5 separate regions of the Homo sapiens genome follow, and regions 1, 2, 4 and 5 are each linked to region 3. The links are chromatin contacts, found by Hi-C or POLR2A ChIA-PET in ENCODE. All regions are on one chromosome and are shown on one strand. The core of a region is the stretch at or near the end of the contact, and the rest is flanking DNA. Distances in the headings are between cores, read along the strand shown.

Region 1 (2,700 bases), core at 124-2,623, 520 kb before region 3:
GAAACACATCGCCCGCCTTGGCATTTTAGACCATGGCTCCGAAGCCGCCATCACACCACCACCCATGTTTATCAACGTAAGCCCCACTTCATCCTTTATTCCCTTATAATACCACTTCAAAATGCACCAGACATCCCCAATCTTGATTGTTGTTAAAAATGCAAGTTCCTGGGCCACGAGCAGTGGCTCACGCCTGTAATCCCAGTACTTTGGGAGGCAGAGGTGGGTGGATCACCTGAGGTCAAGAGTTTGAGACCAGCCTGGCCAACAAGGTGAAACCCCCTCTCTACTCAAAATTTTAAAAATTAGCTGGGCATGGTGGTGGGTGCCTGTAATCCCAGCTATTCGGGAGGCTGAGGCAGGAGAATCGCTTGAATCCGAGAGGCAGACGTTGCAGTGAGCCGCGATGGCGCCATTACACTCCAGCCTGGGCAACAAGAGCGAAACTCCACCACAAAAAAAAAAAAAAAAAAAAAAAAAAAAAAAAATGCAAGTTCCCAGGCTCCCGTCCAGACCAACTGTTGGGCCGTCTCCAGGGGAGGGACGTGAGAAGCTACATTTCAATCATGCGCCTCAGTTGGGTCTTTAGAGTAAGGTGGGGACACACTGTCCAGACTAGAGCTACCTGCCCTGGCTCTGCAGTCCCTGTCCTCAGGGTGGAACAGTGATCCCTCCTGGGCTTCCACCCCAAACCCTGGAAGGTCAAGGCCCGAAAATCCTTTCCATCAGTTTGCCCAAAAACAGATGAAATCAGCCCAAGGTGCTGAAGAGTACAGTTTATAAAACAGTAAAGCACATGTAGGAATGCCCTAAGTTCTACTTTTTCCTCATGATGCTGCTGTGAAGTTTTTCCACTTTATTTTTGTTTAAAAGTCTGTGAGCTCCGGACCCAACCCTCCACCTTAGCGTTGGTGTCCCGCCCGCCGCGGGGGTCGCAGGGCCGGCGCCGGGCCTGGCCGGAGCGAGGGGGTACTGGGGGCCTCGGGCCGCCCCGCGCCAGAGCCTCCGGCGCCTCACCCCCACCCCAAGGTCCTGCAGGCGAGGAGGCGGGGACCCCGGCGGCCGCGCCGCGGGACCCCGGGCGGGCGGGGGCGGGGCGGGCTGTGCTTGAACCACACGGTGACCGCGCGGGCCGTGCGCGCGCACACCCCCCGCACGCCCGCAGCCTCGCGCCGCGCGGCCTCTCCGGGAGTGGGGCCGGCCCGCCGGCGGCGGAGACGAACGATTCTCTCTAGGGTGCGCCCAGTGCCCCGCCTCACCTGGCCGCCGTCAGCCTCGTCGCCCCACTCGGCCGCGCTCCCGTAGTAGTCCTCGTCCATGATGGCGCCCGGCACGGCCCCCGCCATGCCCTCCCGCGAGCGAGCGCGGCGCATGCGCGAGGCGGGGACGGGCGGGCGGGCGCACGCGCGGCCGCGCGCCTCGGCCCGGGCGGGAGGCGGGGCCTGGAAGAAGGGGCGGGGCCTGGAGGAAGGGCAGGGCCGCGGGCTCGGCACTGGGAACAAAGGGGACCGGCGGAAGGAACGCCCCCAGTCGATCCCGGAGCGATGCCCGGGTGGACCAGGGGCTTAGCTCCGGAGAGAGGTTTCCCACTGGATTCGTGCACAGCCCCTCCCCTGCGGCGCCGGCTCTGCGAGCCCCAGTTTCCTCATCTGGCAGCTGGAAACAAATCCTTCCGGAAGTGTCCAGGACCCACGAAAGTGTTTTAATTTCTTTTAGTTTTGGTAAAAAGTACTAAACGCGACCGGGCGTGGGGGCTCACGCCTGTAATCCCAGCACTTTGGGAGACCGAGGCTGACGGATCACTTGAGGTCAGGAGTTCGAGGCCAGTCTGGCCAACATGGTGAAACCCCGTCTCTGCTCAAAATACAAAAATTAGCCGGGCGTGGTGGCATGCGCCTGTAATCCCAGGTACTCGGGTGACTGAGGCAGGAGAATCGCTTGAACCCGGGAGGCGGAGGTTGCAGTGAGCCAAGATCGCACCATTGCACTCCAGCCTGAGCGACAGAGCGAGACCCTATCTCAAATAAATAAATACATACATAAAAAGGGCAGGGCACGGTGGCTCACGCCTGTAATCCCAACACTTTGGGAGGCCGAGGCGGGCGGATCACCTGAGGTCAGGAGTTCGAGACCAGCCTGGTCAACATGGTAAAACCCCTTCTCTACTAATAACACAAAAATTAGCTGGGCATGGTGGCGGGCGCCTGTAGTCTCAGCTACTCAAGAGGCTGAGTCACGAGAACCGCTTGAACCCAGGAGGTGGAGGTTGCAGTGAGCCAAGATCACACCACCGCACTCCAGCCTAGGCAACAGAGTGAAACTGTGTCAAAAAAAAAAAAAAAAAGAAAAAGAAAAAGAAAGAAAGAAGAAAGAAAGAAAAGAAAAGAAAAAAGAAAAGAGAAGAAAAAGTACTGAATGCAGTGGAAAGTAGCATTTTTAATTTTTTATAAAGTGGAAGATAGGCCCACAAAGCAAAAGTGCCCAGAGCTGACAAAAATCTCTGGAGAAAGGACCTCTCTGGTCGTTGCCAAAGGGAGCAGCTGACGCTGTTGTAAAGCCCGCAGCTCGATTCCCAGCGTGAAGTAGGGGGTGAGAATATGACAGCCTCCTGATGATCACGGAAAGGTTTTTGTTTGGTTGTTGTGTTTTTGTTTTGTTTTAATTTTAGATTCGGTGCGTGTGCAGGTTTGTTACATTGGT
Region 2 (2,700 bases), core at 89-2,588, 550 kb before region 3:
GGACCCAGCTCCTATAGTCAGGGAGGCCAGAGGGTTGACATGGGAGGAAGAAAGGCCCCCTCTTGGCAATTCTCTTTCCACTCCTTTTATGCCCAGAGGTTGGGAGGCCTCGCTCCCACCCCCACCGCCAGCTCAAGCTTGGGGACTTCTCCCAGGATGGCCACCCCACCCCGCCTTCTGATGACTGATGGACACTAATGGTTTCCATGAGCGACTTGCCAAACAAATAAGAGACACATCAGTAGGTAGAGCCCCGGGGCCACACTTTGCCTCAGTGACCACTTTTTGGGGAACAAGGACTGAAACTTCTGGGCTGACGAAGCAGCTCTCCAGCCTTGCTCTCCACTCGGACAGTCATGCGGGGATTCCATGGCCACCTCAGCGCTTCCGGGAATGGTCATGGAAGCTTCTGGAAGTCAGGAGGCAGCCACTGTGACTTCCCCTTGCCCACGTGGCACGCTTGGAATGTGGTGAGTGCCACTGAGTATGGAGAGAGTCAGGCAAGCTCATCTGTGGGCCCTGTGCCAAGGGCCCCCAGCAGGGGCCTGTCAGGTCGCAGCCCAGAATGCCGGGCCCTGTTCTTACCAGAGAAGAAGGCCATGGTGTGGGCCCAAGGGCCATGACAAACAGAGGGGCCGCAGGGAGCGAGAAGCCCTCCCCCAGTTACAAAACCACGTCCTGGGGGGCCACTTCTGCTTTTGGTTCCTCATTTGACTAAGAAGAGTTTCGTTAGCAGAAAACCTTTTCAAGGCGTCTTTGGAAGTCACATTGGATAACTCCTGATGCCTGCGCCAAGTGGAATCTTCCTTTGGGGCATTTTCTAGAAGGATCCCTCCTTCCTTCTCTGCAAAAGGGAACCGTCCCCCCGAAAGGGCCTGGGCCTTTGGGAAAAGGGGTTTAGAAAGCCAGGCGCGGGGACCCTTCTTTGGGGGCGGTGGCCGCATCCCAGGATCCCTTCCTAGGGGAGGCCTGGGCCCAGATGTGAGGCTGGGGGCCTCTCCCCAGGGCTCAGGGCCCCAGGAATGCAGGGCCAAGGGGGCCCATGAGCCTGCGGCCCCCCACCCCGAAGCCAGGAACCCCGGCAAATGAGTCCAGCCGGACAGTCCCGCGCTCAGGGCGGCGGCCGGCGGCGGGGTCAGGCTGGGGTCTGCCCGGCGACCTCGCGCCTGGCCCGCGAGTTCAGGTGCCCCGGAGCCAGGGAGGGAGCGGGGCGCGGAGCCGGGCGGGGAGGGCAGGGGTCACCGGGCGGGGCAGGAGCAGCGATGGGACAGCCCCGCCCCGGGGGAGTGTCCCGGCCTGGCCGCCGCAGCCTTAAGGGCCGGGCGGGGCAGGGGCCCAAAGTGCGGGGTCGGCCGGGTGCTGGGCCGAGGCCGAGGCCGGGGCGGGATCCAGAGCGGGAGCCGGCGCGGGATCTGGGACTCGGAGCGGGATCCGGAGCGGGACCCAGGAGCCGGCGCGGGGCCATGGCGAGGCGCGGGCCAGGGTGGCGGCCGCTTCTGCTGCTCGTGCTGCTGGCGGGCGCGGCGCAGGGCGGCCTCTACTTCCGCCGGGGACAGACCTGCTACCGGCCTCTGCGGGGGGACGGGCTGGCTCCGCTGGGGCGCAGGTGGGCACCGGCGGGGAGGCAGCCCTGGGGGGACGGGAGGCCCATCGCCCGGGCCAGGCGCGCGCTCTGCCTCCTGGGGGCCCTGCGTCGCCAACAGGCCTTGGAAGGTCAGATCCAGCCGCTTCGTTTTGGGGGTCGCTCCTTCTCTTCCACATCCAGGGTGAGCCCTGATGTTTGTGGGGTTGGACAAGCCCCACCTGGCCAGAAAGCCAGGCCAGCCCCACCTCCTCGGCCTCTGGGGGTGGCCCTTACGGCGCGGCATGGCTGGGGGAGCAACCCGGTTCCCTCCTTTCGGGGGTGCCCTGCCTCCTTCACATTCTGAGAGCGCTGGAGCCTCCTAGTGTGAGGTGGGCCCACACCTGGCTCACCTCTGGTGATTGTGGCCCCACTCCCATGCCCTCAGGTGTTGGGAAAGGCGGGAGGGCCCTACCGAGGGCTTCCTGGGCCCACGGCCCCCGGGAGCCCCAGCACCGATCTGGGTGGGGATGATCTCTTCTCAGCACATACCCCCGGCCTCATGAGTACCTGTCCCCAGCGGATCTGCCCAAGAGCTGGGACTGGCGCAATGTGGATGGTGTCAACTATGCCAGCATCACCCGGAACCAGCACATCCCCCAATACTGCGGCTCCTGCTGGGCCCACGCCAGCACCAGCGCTATGGCGGGTGAGTGGCCGCCCTTTGACTGTGGGCCAGGAAAGCCCATCCCGGCTGCCTGTTTATAGGCCCAGGCAGCTCAGCCCGCGGTTCCAGGGGCCTGTGATTCAAGGCCAGGTCAGCCTGGGCTGGGGTGCTAAGGCCGAGGAGCGCGGGCCTTTGCCCTCTGCTGAGGTGACCCAAGCTGGGTCATTCTGGGGCTTTTGGGTGACAGGCAGGACTAGGACTGAATCCCAGTGACAAGTGGCTGCCAGGTGCCCTCTCTCCCCCAAAGCTTGTGACCTCAGCCATTGGGATAGAAACAGAAATGCAAAATCACTGAGTCCCCAGGCTGTATTTGAGGATACAGAAGTAAACTGCTTCTCAGCACAGATGAAAGCCTGTCCTGGGCTTGGAATATTGGGTGAGGCTAGTTGGCTACAGCCCATGGCCTAACCTG
Region 3 (2,700 bases), core at 24-2,523:
GTCACCAGGCTACATGGCGACATCTAGGCAGCTCCGCCTTGCCCAGCCTCCTTGCCATAATCCTAATATATTGGTGTCCTCTGCTCAGAGGGGACTGTCATCATGGTGGGAACAGGCTGTGCCTCCCCAGGGACTCTGCCCATGTTCCCAGGGCCTCATCTGTACACTGTGAAATTAACTGGCATCCTGGTGGGCCCAAGGGTTTTCAGGACTGGGGGCCAATGACTCACCCCCTCCTTCCTCCTCCTGATCCCTATCTCTAGCTCTTATCACAGATTTTGAACAATTGTCTGTGAGGTTAATGATGGTTTCAGAGGGAAGCCCTTTTCCTCCCTGAGACTGTGTGGGGTTCAGTCAGCCTGCTGAAATTGCTTCCACTTATTACCCATCCTTCCTCTTAAAAAAAAAAAAAGCCCACCAAGTTAGTATTCTCTGTAGCTCTCAGACAGCTACAAGTGTTCCTGGCATATTTACCAAAGTACAAGAAATCATTACATTATTTACGGTCTCAGACTACATCAGGGTTGGGGGAGCTCCTGGTGGGGATGGCAGTGGGTGTCGATGATATGTCCACGGCTGAGCAGGTCTTGTATCCGAAGCTTGAAGTAACCATGCCACCATTTATCATCAAATTTGAACCTTTTAATAAAATTAAACAGCCTGAAAAATGTTCTTGCTGGTTATTAAAGTCAACCAAGGGAATTACAGTTCTAAAGAAAGGAAGTGGAGTGTCTTCCAGAGAATGTGTGAAAGAGAATAAAACCAGTGGAGGTAAACCCCAGCTCTCTCAGTTCTGCTTTCATGCCACTGCCTGTCCTGCTGAAAACCCCCCAGGGGCTTCCACTGCACTCAGAATAAAAGCCCGACTTCTGGCTCGCTGTTGCCTGCAAGGCTCAGCCACGCCTCCACATGCCCCGGCCACACTGGCCTTCTCTCTGTTTCTTGATCACAGGAGCTCTTGCTGCCTTGGGGCCTTTGCACAAGCCCTGATTTCCGCCTAGCCTCTCTTCCCCCAGACCTTCAGAAGTTGAGCACTTTCTTTTCAATCAAGTCTCAGACCAGATGTTGTCTCCTGAAGATGTCACCATTCGCATCCCAAAGAGCAGCCCCATTTCCCTGGTCCTTCTGTCAGTCCACTGCATCACAGTTGTATGTTCTTTGTCATGAAAACTGATCACTGGCGGAAATGACCTTATTTGCCTAGAATGTAAGCTCCAACGAAAAAGACTCGGCTCTGACTCGCTTCCTGCGATCTTTCCGGAAGGGTCCAGTGTGCCTGGTGCATGGTAGAAAGAACTTCAATAAATATGTGACTCAGTAAATGTTGGTTATCCCTGTTAAGCCTCACACTGAGACCCGTGAACGGATCACCTCCATCTACCAGATTCAGCGACCCTCGAGAGGCCCAGCTGAGTCAGTGAGAGGTGTGTGAGTCTCTGCGTCTTGCGCGCGAGGACACTAAGGCACAGAGAGAAGGGGCTGGGCTCCAGAGCCTGAGATCCGGGCCTCTGTATCACAGCCCACGGGCTTGGGGTGTCCTCCTCACTCTTGGAGGGAATAGGATTCCTTGATTTTATTTGGGGAAGGCAATTTAGTGTTGCTTCGTGGGATGCCATCCCTAATGAGAAGGAGTGTGTTGAGCAGGACAGCAGCTTCCTGGATCCCCTCAGTTGGACTTAGTTGCTCTCTGCTCGCTGGGGCTTGTTAGTTTGGGGGCAGGTGATGCTGCTCGGAGCTACGAAGGCTGAAGAAAGGGCAACCATCCCTTTTCTCCCAGGCAGAAGGTCAGGGCTTCCAAGACTCTGGGCTGATAAAGGAAGGGGTCATTTCAGAGGCTGAGGGGCTGAGACTGTCTGGTACAGGGCCAGAGGCCCATGGGCACCAAGCCTTCCTTCCAGCCCTTTGCTCCCGCCCCTTAAGTCTCTGCCCTTCACATAAAACGTGAGAGCGCTCTCATCTACAGACGGGGAGGAAAGCCTAGAGTCCTATTTCCAGATAAAATTAATGTTCTCCATTGCATGTTCAGTCACGTTGAAAGGTGGGGGGTGGGTGGGAAGCCCATGCAGTTGATAATTTCATTGTGCAACTCCCAGGAGAGCAAATGAGCTTTTTTTCTTTAATAAAAAGTTGAAATTGTATACAGCTCTCAGAGGTCCATTAACTAACAGATGCTGGTTATCAAAAGAAGCTCTTTGCCTTTCACTAAGCGCATGCTTTTAATCTCCCAGCGGTGCTACCGGGCTGAACAGCAGTGTGTGGCTTGGTGACGCAGGCCCACCAGCACGTGGCCCTGGTCTGTGCATCCTCTCCTGGGGGCACAGGTGACTCAGACACGAGGGACTGGAGCTTTCTGACGCAGAATGTAGCACTGCATCAGGGCCTGGTCAGGGCTGATTCATACCCATTAGCATCGCAGACCGGAGACAAGCAGGGAAGAGCTGTTCCCACTTCAAGAGGGGACTTGAACAGTAGCGTGCAGCCTCCAGTCCGCTCCTGATGGTTCTGAGACTGAAAGCCTGCTCCTTCTCACACACACAACCCCGCTTAAATGGATGTCAGCATGAGCACAAATGACCTGTCGACATTCCCTAAAACCACCCTTCCAAGCTTCCAGACAGACCCTCCTCCTGCCCACCTGACACCTCTACCTTCCATTTCGGCCACAGTGGCCTCCTTGCTCTCCTGCAGTCCCATGGAACC
Region 4 (2,700 bases), core at 61-2,560, 980 kb after region 3:
CAGATCACGAGGTCAGGAGATGGAGACCATCCTGGCTAATACAGTGAAACCCCGTCTCTACTAAAAAAAAAAAAAAAAAAAAAAAAAAAAAAAATTAGCCAGGCGTGGTGGTAGGTGCCTGTAGTCCTAGCTACTCAGGAGGCCGAGGCAGGAGAATGGTGTGAACCCAGGAGGCGAAGCTTGCAGTGAGCCGAGATCACGTCACTGCACTCCAGCCTGGGCGACAGAGCAAGACTCCATCTTAAAAAAAAAAAAAAAGAAAATTGGCCATCTTAGCCATGATACGTACAGTTCAGGGGTGTTAGGCACATTCCCCTTGTTGTACTCCCATCTCCAGAACTCTTTTCATCTTGCCGAACTGAAACTCTGCCCCCATTAAACATTAACTCCGTATCCCCCTCCACCCAGCCCCTGGAGACCTCCATTCTCCTTCCCATCCCTTATGAATTTCACTACTCTATGTGCCTGGGTTATTTCACTGAGCATAATTCACTGAGGTTCATCCATGCTGTAGCCTGTGTCAGAATTTTTTTACCTTTTTAAGGGTGAATAATTTTCCTTTGCATGAGGGGGATCACATTTTGTTTATCTGTTTATCTATTGATGACACTTGGGTTGGACAGTTCTCATTTTTAAAACTTGAAGTTTAATTAAGTGAGAATGAATCGACACTGGAGGGAGAAAGGATCTCCTCAGAGGTGAGCGAAAAGCCCCCCACTCCCAGTGCACATGCCCCAAGGACCACAGCACTGTTGAGAGGTCACCAGAACATGACAGAAGACAAACTGAAATCACGGCAGTGCCTCTCCCCTCTTGCCAGGGTGGGGCTCTGTATTTGCATTGACCAGGACAGGGTCATCCAGGGGCCCAACTCTGAGAATGTTCCCGACCTGTCTGGAGCCATGCCCCCTCCTGCTCTGCTCCATCCTCCCGCAAAGCAGCAGCCGGATGAAACAAAGCTCATGTTTCACCAGGCCCCATGGTAAATGCTATTGGAACCCCCAAAAGTTTTCTGAAGACTGGGTTTGTTCTTATTACTTAAGGTTGATCTAATCCATCCCAAGACTTGCATTGCTGAAACAGACTGTAGCAGAAACACATGATTCTCACCCATTTAGGGATTTTTCGCACGTCCAGACACATGACAGTTAGCGTATTAGTCGGTTTTCACACTGCTGATAAACACATACCCGAGACTGGAAAGTAAAAGTGGTTTAATTGGACTTACAGTTCCACATGGCTGGGGAGGCCTCACAATCATGGCGCGAGGTGAAAGACACTTCTTACTTGGCGGCGGCAAGAGAACATAAGGAAGATGCAAAAGCGGAAACCCCCGATCAAACCGTCAGATCTCATGAGACTTATTCGCTACCATGAGAACAGTATGGGGGAAACTGCCCCCATGATTCAAATGATCTCCCACCATGTCCCTCCCACAACACGTGGGAATTATGGGAGTATAATTCAAGATGAGATTCAGGTGGGGACACAGAGCTAAAGCATACCAGTTAGTAAATGACAGTAGAGAAGCCCACTTTCCCATAAGTCAGCGAGCCTGTCTTTATAAATGGCTCAAAGGTTTCCTTCTAACTAAAAAAAGGGGAGAAAAAAGGGTCCCTTTTGTCCCTGACATATGAAAGCCAGCATTTTCTGAGGCAGCTGCATTCCCTGATTGGGGCCGAGGGCCGGACCCTGGGCTCCTCCCTTCCTTGACCCTCCCTGCCCGCGCCAGGCCTCGGGTTCTCTGGGAAATTGAATTGGATCCTGGTTTCCCATCAAATCCAGCAACTGCCCATCAGCTCAGGATGCCTTCCATAACTATCTGTAGCATTTGCTCCCCAAATTTACTTAAATAATTTTAAAAGAAAACTCTACTGTTACCAAAAATGGAAAATCATTTTCTTAATAAGCAGGAGGGATCCCCCAAAGTGAATGCATTGAACCCTCCTCGTGTCTTTAACTTCTGTTGGAGGCTGGGACACAGGAGGCTGGCTGCCAGTGGAGCCTGCCCGAGTGTGAAAGTCAGGCTCACCCCTAAATAAGAAACCTCTTTGTAATCACAAGGATTGGAAAATAACTGGAAAGGGCAGACCTGCCTCAGCTCGGGACTCTATGTTTTTAAGTACTGTGCCCATGCACTTCCACAATTCATCTTGCAAGGCTGCAAGCCACTTAGAAATGAGTGCTGAAAAAACAGAAGCCTTGAACGTGAGGGATGCGGGCTACAGGGCGTTTCTGTCCAGCCACCTGCACGGCCTTCATTCAGCTGAGGTGTCCGTGAGCACTGCACAAGAAGTACCAATTACAAGGCCAGTCCAGGGCTCCGGAGTCAAATTAAAACTGTGTCCCAGTTCCTGCCCCACCGCTAGGTGACCTTAAGCAAGGCCCTAGACTTCTGGGAGCCCGATTTCCTCAAGCCAATCAATACACGTTAATTGAATGCGCTTCCCAGCTACCAGGGAAATGGGGAGGAGAAAATGTGGTTTTCACCATAAGGATGCCGAAGACCTCTCCTTGCCCTCTCCTCCCCCTCTCCTCCCCCTCTCCTCCCCCTCTCCTCCCCCTCTCCTCCCCCTCTCCTCCCCCTCTCCTCCCCTTCTCCTTCCTGTTTCCTTCCTGTTGCTTGGGGTCCTGCAGAGCAGGTGCCCCCTGGCCTGTGTTACAGGGCTTCTCTCAGAGGCATGCTGGGAAGCAATGGCT
Region 5 (2,700 bases), core at 48-2,547, 780 kb after region 3:
AAAACTGGAGGAGTGTGGGTCACAGCCAGCGACGCAGCTGTGCCTCTCCTTCTCGTGTCCTTTCGTCTTCCAGGTGTGGGGCGGTGGGCACGGGAGCCTGCTCTGTAGCATTCAGCAGCCTCTTTACTGGGAGGGCAGTTAAAGGCTGACTTTGAAACTCCTCTGGGCCGGCGCCTAGGACCCCGACACTCCAGGGAGACCCAGAACCTGGGCCCCTAGTTACCAGTGACTTTGTGCTTAGGTATGCAAGGGCAGCGGGCTGTCATTTCCCCATTTTATGGATGAAACCACCGAGGCTCAGAGAACAGCTTGCCCAAGGTCACACAGGGAACCGCTGGTGGAGCTGGTCCCCCGCTCTGAGCACCATTCACACTCAGCTCAAGCCTTCATTCCCACTGGGAGCCTTTGCTACGCCGTCACCTCCCATCGAAGGTAGCTGTGTCTGTCTGTGTGTAATAGTGACCTAAGGAAGGAGGACAGACCCGGTATTTGGGCGAATCACCCATCTTCTGTTCATTTATCCAGTAGGTGAGCTCCTTCCCTGTGCCACTGGAGATGGGAGGACCTGGTGAATGGAACAGGCCTGAGCCTGCCCTCAGGGAGCTACTAGTCTGGTGCAGATGGGAAACAGAGTCAGATACTGAACGGAGGAGGAGATTCGACAGTGTCACATGACTGTGCCTGGGGGCTGCTTTATTGGTCTGAGAGGGTCTCTCAGCAGGGCTGACCTTGTGCTGAGAATGAGGGATGAGAAGGAGTCAGCGGTGGGAAGACCTTGGGGGGAGTACCTCAGGCAGAGAGGAGAAGCCGAGAGGGTGAGGTCTGCTAAGCTAGGTGTGGTGGCCATGTCCAGTTCCCAGCTGGCCGTGTCACCTTGAGGGGGGACTGACCAGGTTGCAGTTCCTTCTTCTGTAAAATGAGGGGGTGACTAAAGCGTACACAAGTTCTGATTCTGGGAAAACCACAGAGAATCGAGTTTTGTAAGGTGCTGCCAGCAGGGGAGGAGGTGGAGGGTACGTGGAGAGCTCTATTATTGCTTACAGAATTGAACGTGAAACGACAATGGTTGCTAAATTAAAAAGTTGGTTATTTTAAGCAGTGAAAGGTCTGGGAGGGCCGTTCCCTTCTTGATGCTGGGACCACCCTTGTAAGAGGCAGCGCCACACCATCCTCACGGTCGTCTCAGGCAGGGGACACCCTAGAGAGGTCTCTCGCTGTCACCCGCAGATGGCAGAAGTGGGACTGGCTCCGGGGCAACCCCTGGTTGCCTCGCACAGGGCTCCCTCCCTGGCAGGAAGGAGGCCCATGCAGGGTGAGGGTGCCCTCAGGAGCTCAGGCAGGCGGCAGGTTTGGAGGGACGGGGGTTCCCAGTGGCAGTGATGGAGGGGTGTTTCTCATTCCCCACTGCCGTGATTCCATGCAAGTGGATGGAGCGTGCTGGAGAGGTCAGGAAGGAGCATGGGCGCCTGCCTCACCCCTGCCCCACCAGCACTCAGGCAGGCCTCACAAATCACAATGGGCCCTGTCCCTGGTAGCACCCAGGGTTGATGAATGGGGACTCCCAGGCCCTGGGGCACTTGGAAATCCCTCATGCAAAAGGTGGAAACTAGAAGTTGTCCTGCAGATTGACATTCTCAGAACTCCTTCCCTCCCTTCCTCACTGACCCGGCCCCGACCCGTGGGATGATTTTCATTCTCCTGCCTCCAGAGAAGGACCTGTGCTTACGTCCTCACGCAGACTGCTCTCCGCCACTTTCCCTCACCCATGTATTCATTTCACAAGCATTTACGAAGTGCCTCCTGTGTGTCTGGCATGGTGGTTGGTGCCAGTGTGCGTTGATCGGTGATCAAGGTGGTTGCGACTCCAGCCTACAGAAATGTACAATCCAAGTGTGAAATGAACAACTGCCCTTTCCTAAGCGTTTGCTTTCAAAGCAGATGTTTTTAGACTAAGTTGTTGTTATTCTTCAAACCGGTTGTGTGTGGTTTCAGTCCCTGCTTCTGTCTTCACATTGAGGCCTAATTAGGAATCAGCTGTTGCCTAGCTAATGTTTATTGAGCAAGCACTATGCACCCGGCACTGTGCCTGAGATATTCACTATCATCTGATTTAATCCAGAGTTTCTCGACCTTGGTGCTGACGTTTGGGCTCAATAATTCTTTTCTGTGGGGGACTTCCCTGTGCGTGGCAGGGTGGATGTTTAGCTACTTCCCCTCGCCCACTGGATGCTAGTAACACCCCCTCCCAGTTGTGGCAACCACAAGTGTTTCCAGATATGGCCAGATGTCCCCTGGGGCAAAATCATCTCCGGTAGAAGAACCACACCTTAGCCCTAGCAGCTGCCCTTGAGGTCCCAGTCCCTTCATCTGCAGAATGCGGGTGTTGACGGGACTCCCCAAAGCGGCTCCTTGGGAGCTTTGAATGATATAATGCACTTAAAGCTCTTAGCACAACCCAGCTAAAGCTGGAGTGGCTGCAGCTCTCCCCGCTGGTGTGTCTGAGTGTCTGACGGGCAGAAGTCGTTTTTACCATCCACTCATCCCCCGACGGTTCCCTGGGGCTTGCAGTGCAAGCCAGACTCCATGCCACAAGCTAGGCTCACCTTGCAAAGATGGTCAAGGTCACAGCCATTGTGACCCTCACTCCCACCAGGGATGCCTGCGTGGACAGCCTGTACCCAAGGAACTGGAAGGCGCAGG

What was found. A loop is a pair of places that touch in the nucleus more often than their neighbours do. ChIA-PET counts read pairs that join two places held with the same protein, here RNA polymerase II (POLR2A). Pooled maps may share reads with other maps.
Region 1: a loop to region 3 is called in a pooled map, with 4 times the contacts of the local background. The contact joins the promoter of NELFCD here to the enhancer-like site in region 3. A Hi-C loop is called at or near these places in 2 of 50 pooled maps. POLR2A ChIA-PET finds 5 or more read pairs at or near these places in 4 of 52 experiments (AG04450, WTC11 and activated B cell).
Region 2: a loop to region 3 is called in a map of GM12878, with 2.2 times the contacts of the local background. The contact joins the promoter of CTSZ here to the enhancer-like site in region 3. A Hi-C loop is called at or near these places in 1 of 168 maps with a recorded cell type or tissue (GM12878), 6 of 37 single-sample maps with no recorded cell type and 4 of 50 pooled maps. POLR2A ChIA-PET finds 5 or more read pairs at or near these places in 3 of 52 experiments (AG04450 and WTC11).
Region 4: a map of sciatic nerve shows a loop between it and region 3 (10-fold over the local background). The contact joins two enhancer-like sites. A Hi-C loop is called at or near these places in 2 of 168 maps with a recorded cell type or tissue (GM12878 and sciatic nerve), 5 of 37 single-sample maps with no recorded cell type and 3 of 50 pooled maps.
Region 5: a map with no recorded cell type shows a loop between it and region 3 (11-fold over the local background). The contact joins two enhancer-like sites. A Hi-C loop is called at or near these places in 7 of 37 single-sample maps with no recorded cell type and 5 of 50 pooled maps.

The regions. Positions count from the first base shown.
Region 1 is chr20:58,979,929-58,982,628 of GRCh38, reverse strand. It overlaps NELFCD (negative elongation factor complex member C/D), which reads right to left and starts at 1,373. Exons shown (of 15, transcript NM_198976.4): 1 at 1,260-1,373. The coding sequence starts at 1,319. RefSeq lists an enhancer at 615-1,115 and a silencer at 1,038-1,517.
Region 2 is chr20:59,005,892-59,008,591 of GRCh38, reverse strand. It overlaps CTSZ (cathepsin Z), which reads left to right and starts at 1,338. Exons shown (of 6, transcript NM_001336.4): 1 at 1,338-1,606; 2 at 2,107-2,270. The coding sequence starts at 1,464. RefSeq lists enhancers at 85-164, 305-414, 435-594, 1,275-2,086 and a silencer at 1,055-1,654.
Region 3 is chr20:58,457,069-58,459,768 of GRCh38, reverse strand. APCDD1L (APC down-regulated 1 like) reads left to right here. Exons shown (of 4, transcript NM_153360.3): 4 at 1-668. Among named protein-coding and RNA genes, the nearest start is that of APCDD1L-DT, 57 kb to the left of the region's middle. RefSeq lists enhancers at 735-844, 975-1,114. Within about 2 kb of position 1,273, at least 2 of the 41 ENCODE cell types and tissues checked have a DNase peak (open chromatin) inside an H3K27ac peak, as active enhancers do; they include GM12878, where a contact is called at or near this core.
Region 4 is chr20:57,482,006-57,484,705 of GRCh38, reverse strand. No RefSeq gene overlaps it. Among named protein-coding and RNA genes, the nearest start is that of CTCFL, 42 kb to the left of the region's middle. RefSeq lists a silencer at 777-876 and an enhancer at 1,167-1,366. Within about 2 kb of position 1,310, at least 2 of the 41 ENCODE cell types and tissues checked have a DNase peak (open chromatin) inside an H3K27ac peak, as active enhancers do; they include GM12878, where a contact is called at or near this core.
Region 5 is chr20:57,679,953-57,682,652 of GRCh38, reverse strand. The region is part of intron 1 of PMEPA1 (prostate transmembrane protein, androgen induced 1); the gene reads left to right. Among named protein-coding and RNA genes, the nearest start is that of PMEPA1, 29 kb to the left of the region's middle. RefSeq lists enhancers at 187-687, 997-1,046, 1,137-1,196, 1,607-1,716, 2,097-2,166 and 2 more and a silencer at 615-778. Within about 2 kb of position 1,297, at least 10 of the 41 ENCODE cell types and tissues checked have a DNase peak (open chromatin) inside an H3K27ac peak, as active enhancers do.